Linked DNA regions of Homo sapiens: region 1 is linked to region 2. A link is an interaction called in ENCODE POLR2A ChIA-PET data of the cell type or tissue named here. Cell type or tissue: A673. All regions are shown on one strand. Region 1 overlaps DNAH11 (dynein axonemal heavy chain 11). Region 2 has its middle 61 kb from the start of CDCA7L.

Region 1 (5,000 bases), 140 kb after region 2:
TTTCTTAATGTTAGGGTGAGACTGAAATATATTTACTGGTCATTAGAATCGGAAATGACAGGGGCAATTCTTTCAAGAGATTAAAACACGCCCACCCCTACCCTTCCACATGCGAACATTAAGAACTTGCTTCATCCCTCTCAATGACATGCCTGGGTTGATTCTGGGCCCCACAGTCTTGTGAGATGACTCTGACTTCATTGTCTGCCTAGCCTGCTTCGCTTTCTTACCTGATCAAAGTTGTACAGGGCGGCATGCAAATTGGCCAGCATCCCTGTTGGGGGTTCATTAGTGATCTTAATGGAATTTTCCAGGAGTCCTTGAGGGATGATATGCTCATCTGGTGTAGGTGCAGACTCAGCACTCATGAAAACCCTGTAATCTCTGTGGCTTCCTTGGCTGAATCTTTCAAGGAGCTTCTCCAAGGTTCCTAGCCACTTGGCTACCAAATGAACATTCTGAAAGATAGCATGGTGCATAATTCCTGTGAAGGTGAGGCATATTACTTGAATTATAAGATTACATTTTCCTATATATAATTGCACTGAAAACTCAGAGAACCATGATTCAAATTTTCCTTTATCAATACATCATAAAAATTTTCCTTTATCAATACATCAATACATCAAAAAAAAAAAAAGCCAAAAGGGAATTGAACCTTGAACATATTAAATGTTCCCAATCAACACAGACTGTCTTTGTAATCCAAAATCTCCACGCAATACACATACCTACTTCAAAAGCCCACCAGTCACTTCTGAGATGGAGTTGCCTAGTACTTTTCTTTGTTATGGTTCAAATACAATTACTGAGACATATTGGGGTTAGTTTGAGAAAATATGAAAACTAAAAGCCAGAAATGTGCCTGACACCCTCTTCATTGGTTTCTGATGGAAACCTCTTCTACTCAAACTCCTACTCATAAGCATATGAACTCAAAAGGAAATAAGGGAAGCAAGGCTAGCTGAAAGCAAGCAATCATTCATTGTTAAGATGTTTTGTTTATTCCTAACAGATGATTTTCCTTAAATCCTAGGTCTGTTGAAAATCACACACAAAAAATTAAATGCCACCACCGTTGTCATTCTTTTCTTTTCCATTTTATGATTCACAAATTTGCTCTTCCAATACCAAACACCTACAGGTTATAGCTTGGTAGTTGGTGCTGGGAGGGAGATATAAAGGCTGCACCTTACATGTTCTCTGGCTTTGGAGAAGTCCTTGATACAGTAATTGAAATGTCACACCCAGATATATATAATTATTTCCAACAAAGAAAAACATTTAAGATTATAACAGCTACAAAAATACAGAGAATGAGGGCAAACATGGAACAAAATAATAATGCAAGTATCCTTCTTTAAAATTTCTATTGCAAAAAGATCTAAGCCCACTCAGTCATTCACATTATTGGCTTTTATTCCCTTGGCAAATAATGAACACTGGTAGATGTGGTGGGCAGAATTATGCACCCCCAAATTCATATGGTGAAGTCTTAACCCCCAGCATCTCATAATGTGACTGTATTTGGAAATAGGGTCTTTAAGGAGATAATTGAAGCTAAATGTGGTCATTATGAAGGTTTTTTTTTTTTTTTTTTTTTTTTTTGAGACAGAGTCTCGCTCTGTCACCCAGGCTGGAGTGCAGTGGTGCGATCTTGGCTCACTGCAAACTCCGTCTCCTGGGTTCACACTATTCTCCTGCCTCAGCCTCCCGAGTAGCTGGGACTACAGGCACCCACCACCACGCCCAGCTAATTTTTTTTGTATTTTTAGTAGAGACGGGGTTTCACTGTGTTAGCCAGGATGGTCTCGATCTCCTGACCTCATGATCTGCCCTCCTCGGCCTCCCAAAGTGCTGGGATTACAGGCTTGAGCCACCCCATCCTGCCAATGAAGGGTCTTAAACCAATATGACTGATGTCTTTATGAGAAGAAGGGATTAGGACCCAGAAACACAGAAGACAAATCACATGAAGACACGGAAAGTTGGCCGTCCACTCTAGCAAAGTAATACAGTAGGTAAGGACTCTAAGTTCCCTCCTTTACATGCTTACTAACAGGTTATAAGGAAAGCGTATTTCTCATTCCTAATTGTGCCAATCATAAAAGAAAACAACAGAAACAATAATAAAACCTGCTTTGTAAACTCAATTATATCTTCATTCTCTGTCTTATGGGCTACAACAGTACCTTACTTGAAAAGTTTACTTGAATCAAATGTAAAAATATTCTAGGTAGTGACTTTGGAGTCACTGAAGGGGACAGAAAAACCTCTAAGCAAGCCATCGTGGAGCACAGGCACACTTTGGAATCTAGCTTGGCAGCTATTCTTGAGGGTACTGGCTTTGGGACTGGCTAGATTCTTATGCCTATTTTTCCAAGAACAGCAATGCTTGTGCAACACTTTTAGACAATCTATATGTCTTGGAAATGCATGAAAAATGGTCATTTTGCCCTTGAAAAATGGTTTTTAATATCTGTTATGTTAATTCACAAGCCTTCTGGTGTGCATGTGAGATAAAGATAGTTGCCGGCCTGCTACTTTTATAATAGTTTTCTCTGGAATTTGGGCTTTCGATTAACTACTATCTAAACACCTTTAGAGGGCTCTATCTAATCATAATAATTGATCACATTGGGGCTTAGGTAAGAACTAATTAACATGTACATACATATCATATACCCACGTTAATGTAATTTAATGTAAATTATGAACAGTATAACAAGTTTTCATTATGTTTGCCTTCTCTTTCTTCAAAGTCCTGCTTCTCTTTTTCCTGCTGATCAAATGGATACTAGCAACTTCTAGACACTGGGATGGCCCAAAGCCTGGTATAATCTCTCCTTACCAATTACTGTATGTGGGTACAGGGGTGGGGAGTGAAGAGGTTTAAACAGTTAAATTCTTGGTTACTGGCATAGCTCTAACAACAAAAATCAAAGGTCTGAAACAAATATCCAAAAGTAGATCCTTGACAAAATAAGATCTTTTAAGTTTTTTTTATGTTAAAATTTACAACTTGCAATTTTAGGGGCAACAAATAGCTCAGCACAGATACAAAAGTAATGGAAATAGTTTATTTTGAATACGTTCTTTTGAGGATGACTATAGCCCTCCTAGTGTTCTCTCCAGTCTGAGCCACTGGGAGCATGAGAATGCTCAAAGAGCTCTTTCCTTTCTGAGACAACCTTAAAATTTACCTAACTGTCTGAGTGTCAACTGTTTTCTCTGAAAAAGCGAACCCTCCTGTGTTTCTGAGCCTCAGAAGGGGATGCACTACACTGCCCTCAAGTCCCCTTACAAAGGTCTCTATTAAGGCCTCATCTAAGCAGTGGGTATTATCATCATCCCAGAAGGTTACATTCCTGCAATCATAAGCCTGCTTGGACTCTGGAAGCTTCTTTATGAATCCAGTTGCATTTCAAGCAGAAATGCCAAAGGCACCGAGCCTGGATACTGGAGACACTAAGGGAGGCCAACGCTGTATCTTGCATGAGGGTGGCTATTTTCAGGAATGTCACCTGCTGCTAAACAGTCCTAGACTGAAGTACCAGCTCTGCCATCCAATCAGCCCTGTGGCCTTGAGGCTCTCCAGCCACTCGGATGCTCACTTTTCTCATCTTTATATAGAGAATCACGACTCCTAACCTAGGAGCTTTGTTGTAATGATTCCAGATAAGGCAGCCTGTGAATTGCCTACTGACGAGAACCTTTGCATGACTCAGCTGAAAACTAAATAGCCATTCCTAGACCTAGTGAGACAGCTAGCAGAGCTTGCTGTGGATGGAGTCAGCACATTCCTCAGGTGCCCCCTAATGCTGGCCTGTGCTCCACTGGTTCTTGTAATACTCAGCCAAGGGGGGCATCCCAGAGGACACTGGGTGGGAGAACCAAAGGTCTGTATGATGTTTGCCTGAGAAGGGATAAAGGAGTTGTCTACTCAAACCCCTATAATTTACAATCAAAGGGAATGTTACACACTAGGTAGGGGCAGAGTTGGACTTGTATGAGATAATGATTGATGCAGGAGCCAAGTATTGGGGAAGGTCCCCAGAGAATCTCTGACCTGCCTGTGCATTGGGAGAATGTGGTAGAGCCATAGGAAATTCACACCATTTGCAGCGGGGAGGAGCCTGGCCTCCACAGCTCCTGGGCAGTGGCCTGGTATTCAATCTGTGAGGTTGGGGTGTGTTAGCAGGATCCCCTCTCACTTTGCTGAGACTTTTTTTTTTCTTTTCGCTCAATAAATTCCATTCCCCCCACCCTTCAATGTGTCTGTGTTCCTAGTCCTTTCTGGTTGTGTGACAAGGACCTGGTTTTAGCTATGCTAAGGAGCAAAATTCTGCAACAACAATATACATTAAAAAAGAGTTCTGTCGACTCTAACGTCAACCCAGATACTATGATAACACTGTTAGCAATCTAAACAAGCCTGCGTGTTCTCAGGCACTACTGAGTGTTCCAGATATCTCTAAGTGAGGGGAACGACGAAGTTCTTCCTAATAGTTTTAATTTTAGAGTACAATGGCTAGACAGTCTCTCAGAAGATGACAGCCATCGCTGTCCGCAGAGCCCCTCACCATCTTTGCAGGCATCATGAACACTGACAGTACTGCTTGCACTCTGCAAATCGCCATGCACAGCGGTGTTAAGGGAGCATTCTGTTGGGCGGGCCAGCTCTGCCCTGGCCCTCCTCTGTGTTTATGCCCAGTGTCTTCCCTGAAACTTAATACTCACTTGGAGGATGACCCAGTGTCCTCCTTTGGAAGCTTTCTCCAGGGCCACTTCTGCCACCGTCTCCTGACCTTGTCCTAAAGACACATTGTGGAATTTTCCAGAGTCAATTGTAAAGCCAAGTCTTTTGCCTGTGGGAGAATACACCACGGTGAGAGGAAATGTCTATGAAGGAGGGTGAGAGGAGCCTGGAATTCTGTGGTCTAATGCACATCTGTGGTCACCGCAGCCATCTTCTGAGTGACTTTCCTGAAGAATCCCAA
Region 2 (5,000 bases):
GGCCTTTCTCCAAGGGGCGAGGTTTTCAGAGCAGCCCCATCTTCTCTCCCATTCTTACTATCCACTCTCCTCTGCTCCATACCCCTGACACCTTTGGAGAGACAGTGACTGTGACTATGTGTCAAGTTGATAGTTCCTTGTCAACTCATTATAAAATGTCGTATTTGTGCCAGGAAACTTAAAGTTGAAATATAGATGAGCTGGTCAATATTTTTCTTCGGAACAATTGCCCCATCATTGTTGCAGGAGAGGTGAAGTTCTGTTTCCTAGGAAAAATCTGTAGAGCTAAATTACCTTGGTAGTTTTTAGAAAATGTAATGTGCTTGTCTGGGTGTGGTGGCTCATGCCTGTAATTCCAGAACTTTGGGAAGCTGAGGCGGGTGGATCATCTGAGGCCAGGTCAGGAGTCGAGACCAGCCTGGCCAACATGGCAAAACCCCATTTCTACTAAAAATAGAAAAATTAGCTGGGAGTGGTGGTGCACGCCTGTAGTTCCAGCTACTCAGGACGCTGAGGCAGGAGAATCACTTGAACCCAGGAGGTGGAGTTTGCAGTGCGCTGAGATCGTGCCACTGCACTCCAGCCTGGGCGATAGGAAGAGACTCAGTTTCAAAAAAAAAAAAAAAAAAAAAAGAAAAGAAAAGAAAAAGGAAAGAAAGAAAGAAAATGTAATGTGCTAGATTAATCATCTAGCCATTAAAAAAAAAGATGTGATTTTCAACAGTTTGAATGTGTGAAAATACTAGTGGTAGAATGTGAATTTAAAAGACAAGATACAAAATTGAATGTGCGTTGTGATTTGAACTTTGTAAACAATGAAACGAGGTGAGTTTAGATGGCTGAAAGAGTAGAGAACAGATCATTAATAAAGGTTATTTCTTAGCGGGATTTTCGAGTAATTCTTATTTTCACTTTTGTATCTTGCTATGTTTTCCAAATCTCTATAACGAGCACATACTATTCCCTCCCCACTTCTTCCCCCCTTCCCTCTCCCCCTATTTCCCTCTCCCCCACTTCCTTCTTTTTATTGATTACCTAATAACTGCCAGGCAATATACCAGTTTCTGAGAATAAACAGATGTAAATAACAGAGTTCCCTGAGGAAGTAGTCACACTAAAATTTCCAAAGTGCAGCCATAAACAGACTAAAGGATTCCTATTCCAATCCATCCATGGGACAGAGGGTGCTGTTCTGAAACATATCATCATCTCTTTGGAATTTTCAGGTGCAGTATAGCCAGTGATTATGCTTATTGTAAATTGTGGATTCCCTTGGACAAATGTTCCTTTCAATACAGAAATGCACTAAATAGAGACTTTGGCACCTATTCCTGAAACGAGTGTTAGGAAGCACAATTCATTTTGGATCCTTTCCAGAAGATCCTGGACAAAGCCTGTTGCTGTGATGGCTTGGTGGGGACGTTGGTGCTCCTGTCACATCGTCCCACGCCCCACTTCTGGCTTACTACCAAGAGAGCAGACATCAGGGTTGAAAGGCAAGTCAGCAAGGCAGCTGGGCTCCCCCCACCCCTTGTATCCTGGTGGCCCCTGATGACTCCCAGCACAGCCTGTCTACTGCTGCTTCTCCTGGACTCCTCATCCTGTCCCAGGGACAAATTCTGGCTCTCCAGTGGGGCCCTCGGCAAGGACCCCTGAGGGTCTGTAGTTGGCAAAGACAATAGTGTTAAATACCTGGGGTCAAACAGCTGTAGGAGAAAATAAGTCTTTCTCTTTGTCTGGCCTGGCTACACATCTTTCTTTTTCTTTCATACTGTTCTTTTTTCTTTCTTTGGTCTTACAGACTGTTTTCAAAGCCCGGCTGAATGGTAGCTTGTGAGGAAAAAAAAAAAAAAAACAACCATATTGAAAAGACAAGTAAACGTCCAGAAATCTGGAAAGAAGAAAGAAAATCTCATGACTGTAACTCTGACCTCAGCTGACTCAAATAAGGTGTCCATTACTGCACGATTAGAACCACCTACACAAGACAAAGTGAATTTCTAATCAACAGGTAGTAATAACAAAACCCCTTCAAAGGCCAAGAAGCATTAGAGTGGATTATCCATGAAGAGAGGATTAGAAAAAGAGAGACCCGGAACCCAGCAAAGGAAACCCCAGCGGGCCAGCTGGCTAATGTTTGGGATAATAATTCCAAATGTATTAAAATAAATTGTTAGAAAGAAAAGGCTGAAGGCAATAAAAGCAAGCTTCACATGATACTGTATACTGTGGATAAAATCATGCACATTTGCAGTAGTCAATTCCCCAGAGGCAGCCTGTAAAGGCACCCCCCAGGAGAGACAGCAGAATTTAAAGAGACAGGAAGCCCACTGCTAATAAGAGTTGCTAGAATATGGATGGCGGAGGGAGGTGTTTATAACGAAGCCTGCCTCACGGAACCTTCTTGTCCATTTTTCCTGTGGCCTGAGGAGTACTGATTCATAAACAATGTTGAAATGGGAAGGATATAGCAGGAGTAGACAGCTTCACTCCTCCACAGTCTTAAATGCAGTCTTGCTTCATAAAGGACTTCTTCATTCCCTTAAGGAGAGAAATGTCTCTTTTTAAATTGTTATTATGTTTTTTGAGACATGGTCTCATTCTACCATCCAAGCTGGAGTGCTGTTGCACCTTCACACTCACTATAGCCTTGACTTCCTGGGTACCAGTGATCCTCCCACCTCAGCCTCTGGAGTAACTGGGACCATAGGTGCGCGCCACCACGCCTGGCTAATTTTTTTTTTTTTTTTTTTTTTGAGACAGAATCTCACTCTGTCGCCAGGCTGGAGTGCAGTGGCAAGATCTCGGCTCACTGCAACCTCCGCCTCCCAGGTTCAAGCGATTCTCCTACCTCAGCCTCCTGAGTAGCTGGGATTACAGGTGCCTGCCACCACACCCAGCTAATTTTTGTGTATTTTTAGTTGAAACTGGATTTCACCATGTTGGCCAGGCTGGTCTTGATCTCTTGACCTCGTTTTCCACTCACCTCAGCCTCCCCCTGGCTAATTTTCAAGACAATTTTTTGTAGAGATGGGGTCTTTCTATGTTGCCCAGACTGGTTTAGAGCTTCTGACCTCAAGCAATCCTCCCACCTCAGCCTCCCAAAGTGCTGAGATTACAGGCATGAGCCACTGCACCAGCCAAATGTCTCTTCTTTTTTTCCCACTTTAGGAGTTTCAGCAGAAATCCGTCTCAGTTCTTGACCCTCAAGGGAAGGACTAGAATTCGGAAGGCCACGGGAGGGTAGAGTGATCCATTGTTATTTTCCCTATATCCAGAGCCTGCCAACATTTTAAAAAACTATCATTTCTAAGTTTTCAATGATAAGATTTCTCACAGATCCATCACCACACTGAACCATTTGGGAAGAAGCCTGGAATGGATTAAACAGCCTCAGCTTCTCCAGAGTCATGTATATTCTGCTCCCCTTTTGTCTTCATTTCATTTAAACATTTTTTTAAGATCTAAGTTTCATTAGATATCAGCAAACCTTAAACTTTCTTATTTAATATATTTCAAATATACATAAAGTATAGAGAATATTTTTAAAAAATCTACCAACCCACCAGCGAGCTTTATCAACTCTGAATATTTCTGCCATCATTTTTTATCTTGAGTGACTCTTTTTTGGTTAAGTTTTTTTTTTTTTTTTTTTTTGCTTATTTGAGATTGCTTTGTTACTTCCAGGAAATCTGTACATGCTATTTATTGGAATGTTCCCCCTAATTTTTTCGATTTTTAGCCTAGGTCAGTGAAATAGAACAACTAGTCTAAGCTGGAGGAACTCACTGAGCCAAAGATTACAGGCTCCTTATATAATCACTGGGCCAAAGATTCCTGCAGTTACAGGCTGCTTCTTAACTGTTTTATTTATGAATCTGAAATTCCTTTATGGTTAACTTTTGAATAACTGGTGGTATTATTACTGAAGGATTTCGTTTCTGACTTGATTTGAGAGTGTGCATTGAGTCTTTGGGTCCAGTTTAATACCATCCATCCATCAATCCATTCAACTATTAAGTGCCCAACACTTAGTAGGTGCTGTTGAAGATGAAGTAAACACAAAGACAAATAAAAATGATTCTTGTCCTCCAGCCTTTATGGTTTATTGAGGAAACAAGACCTGCAACAAGTAATTTGAGCAGTGGTTTAAGAGAGAGGATAAAGGCTTTAGAGGGCTTTATGAGGATCTCCATGAAAAAGCTCCTGATTATTTTGATGAGTACTCAAAGAGGTCTCTACAGAGGATCTGAACATGAATTAACCCTGAAGAAAGAATGAGAAGCCAGAGGTCAAGATTATGTGTGGGAAGGACATGCCAGGGAAAGAACAGGAGGCAAATGCAAGTTCAAGAACTGGGAGGCAAGAAAGAGCACAGCTTGTTTAAGGATTAGCCATGTTTAGTTGCATGGCTGGAATGCAACTGTGTGTTGTTGGGGTTTTTGAGGTTGGAAGGGGAGGAGTAGAATAAGGAGAAATGACAGGAGATGACAGAAGAAAGCAAGCCAGGGACCAGATCTTGCCCGCTATTTTGCCCATAAAGGAATGTAGCCAAAGCAAAGTTTCCTGGATACAGTGTTCCTTTCACTAATCTCCCTTGGCTCCCAGTCTACCTTCCAGCTAATTAGAACTTGCTAAATGCTCCAGCATCCTCTCTTTTGGATGGCTGTGTATCTAGTTGGTTTTGATTTATTTGATACATGAGAATGTCATGAGGCCATTAATTTACCTCTTTGTAGATTTCTCAAGGAATAAGACCAAGATTAAATCTGTTTTTCCATACCCGGATGTTGCCTTGTATAATCTTCCAACCAAAAAGTTTCAAACCTTTCTAGCAGGGCTGAGGATAGAAAATTGGGGATCTAGATCCACACATATCAATTCAAAATTGAATGGTGCTCTCTCAACTTTACCAATCTATTGCACCACATAGGTGTTCAACTCTGCAAGAGACACGTGTACCTTTGTAAGGACGAGGAAAAGACAATCTAATAGGTTTA

Evidence for each region. Peaks named below come from ENCODE experiments on the same cell type or tissue, not always from the same donor. Only the 100,000 strongest peaks of a DNase experiment are listed, where the experiment ranks them.
Region 1: POLR2A ChIA-PET joins it to region 2 with 7 read pairs; 3 of 35 experiments call an interaction of 5 or more read pairs at or near these places.

What each region holds. Positions count from the first base shown.
Region 1 is chr7:21,868,732-21,873,731 of GRCh38, reverse strand. DNAH11 (dynein axonemal heavy chain 11) reads right to left here. Exons shown (of 82, transcript NM_001277115.2): 73 at 4,741-4,868; 74 at 231-458. Among named protein-coding and RNA genes, the nearest start is that of CDCA7L, 75 kb to the left of the region's middle. In A673, no CTCF peak of the experiment used is centred here; no DNase peak of the experiment used is centred here.
Region 2 is chr7:22,004,792-22,009,791 of GRCh38, reverse strand. No RefSeq gene overlaps it. Among named protein-coding and RNA genes, the nearest start is that of CDCA7L, 61 kb to the right of the region's middle. In A673, no CTCF peak of the experiment used is centred here; a DNase peak (open chromatin) is centred at 2,271; H3K27me3 peaks cover 1,229 bases.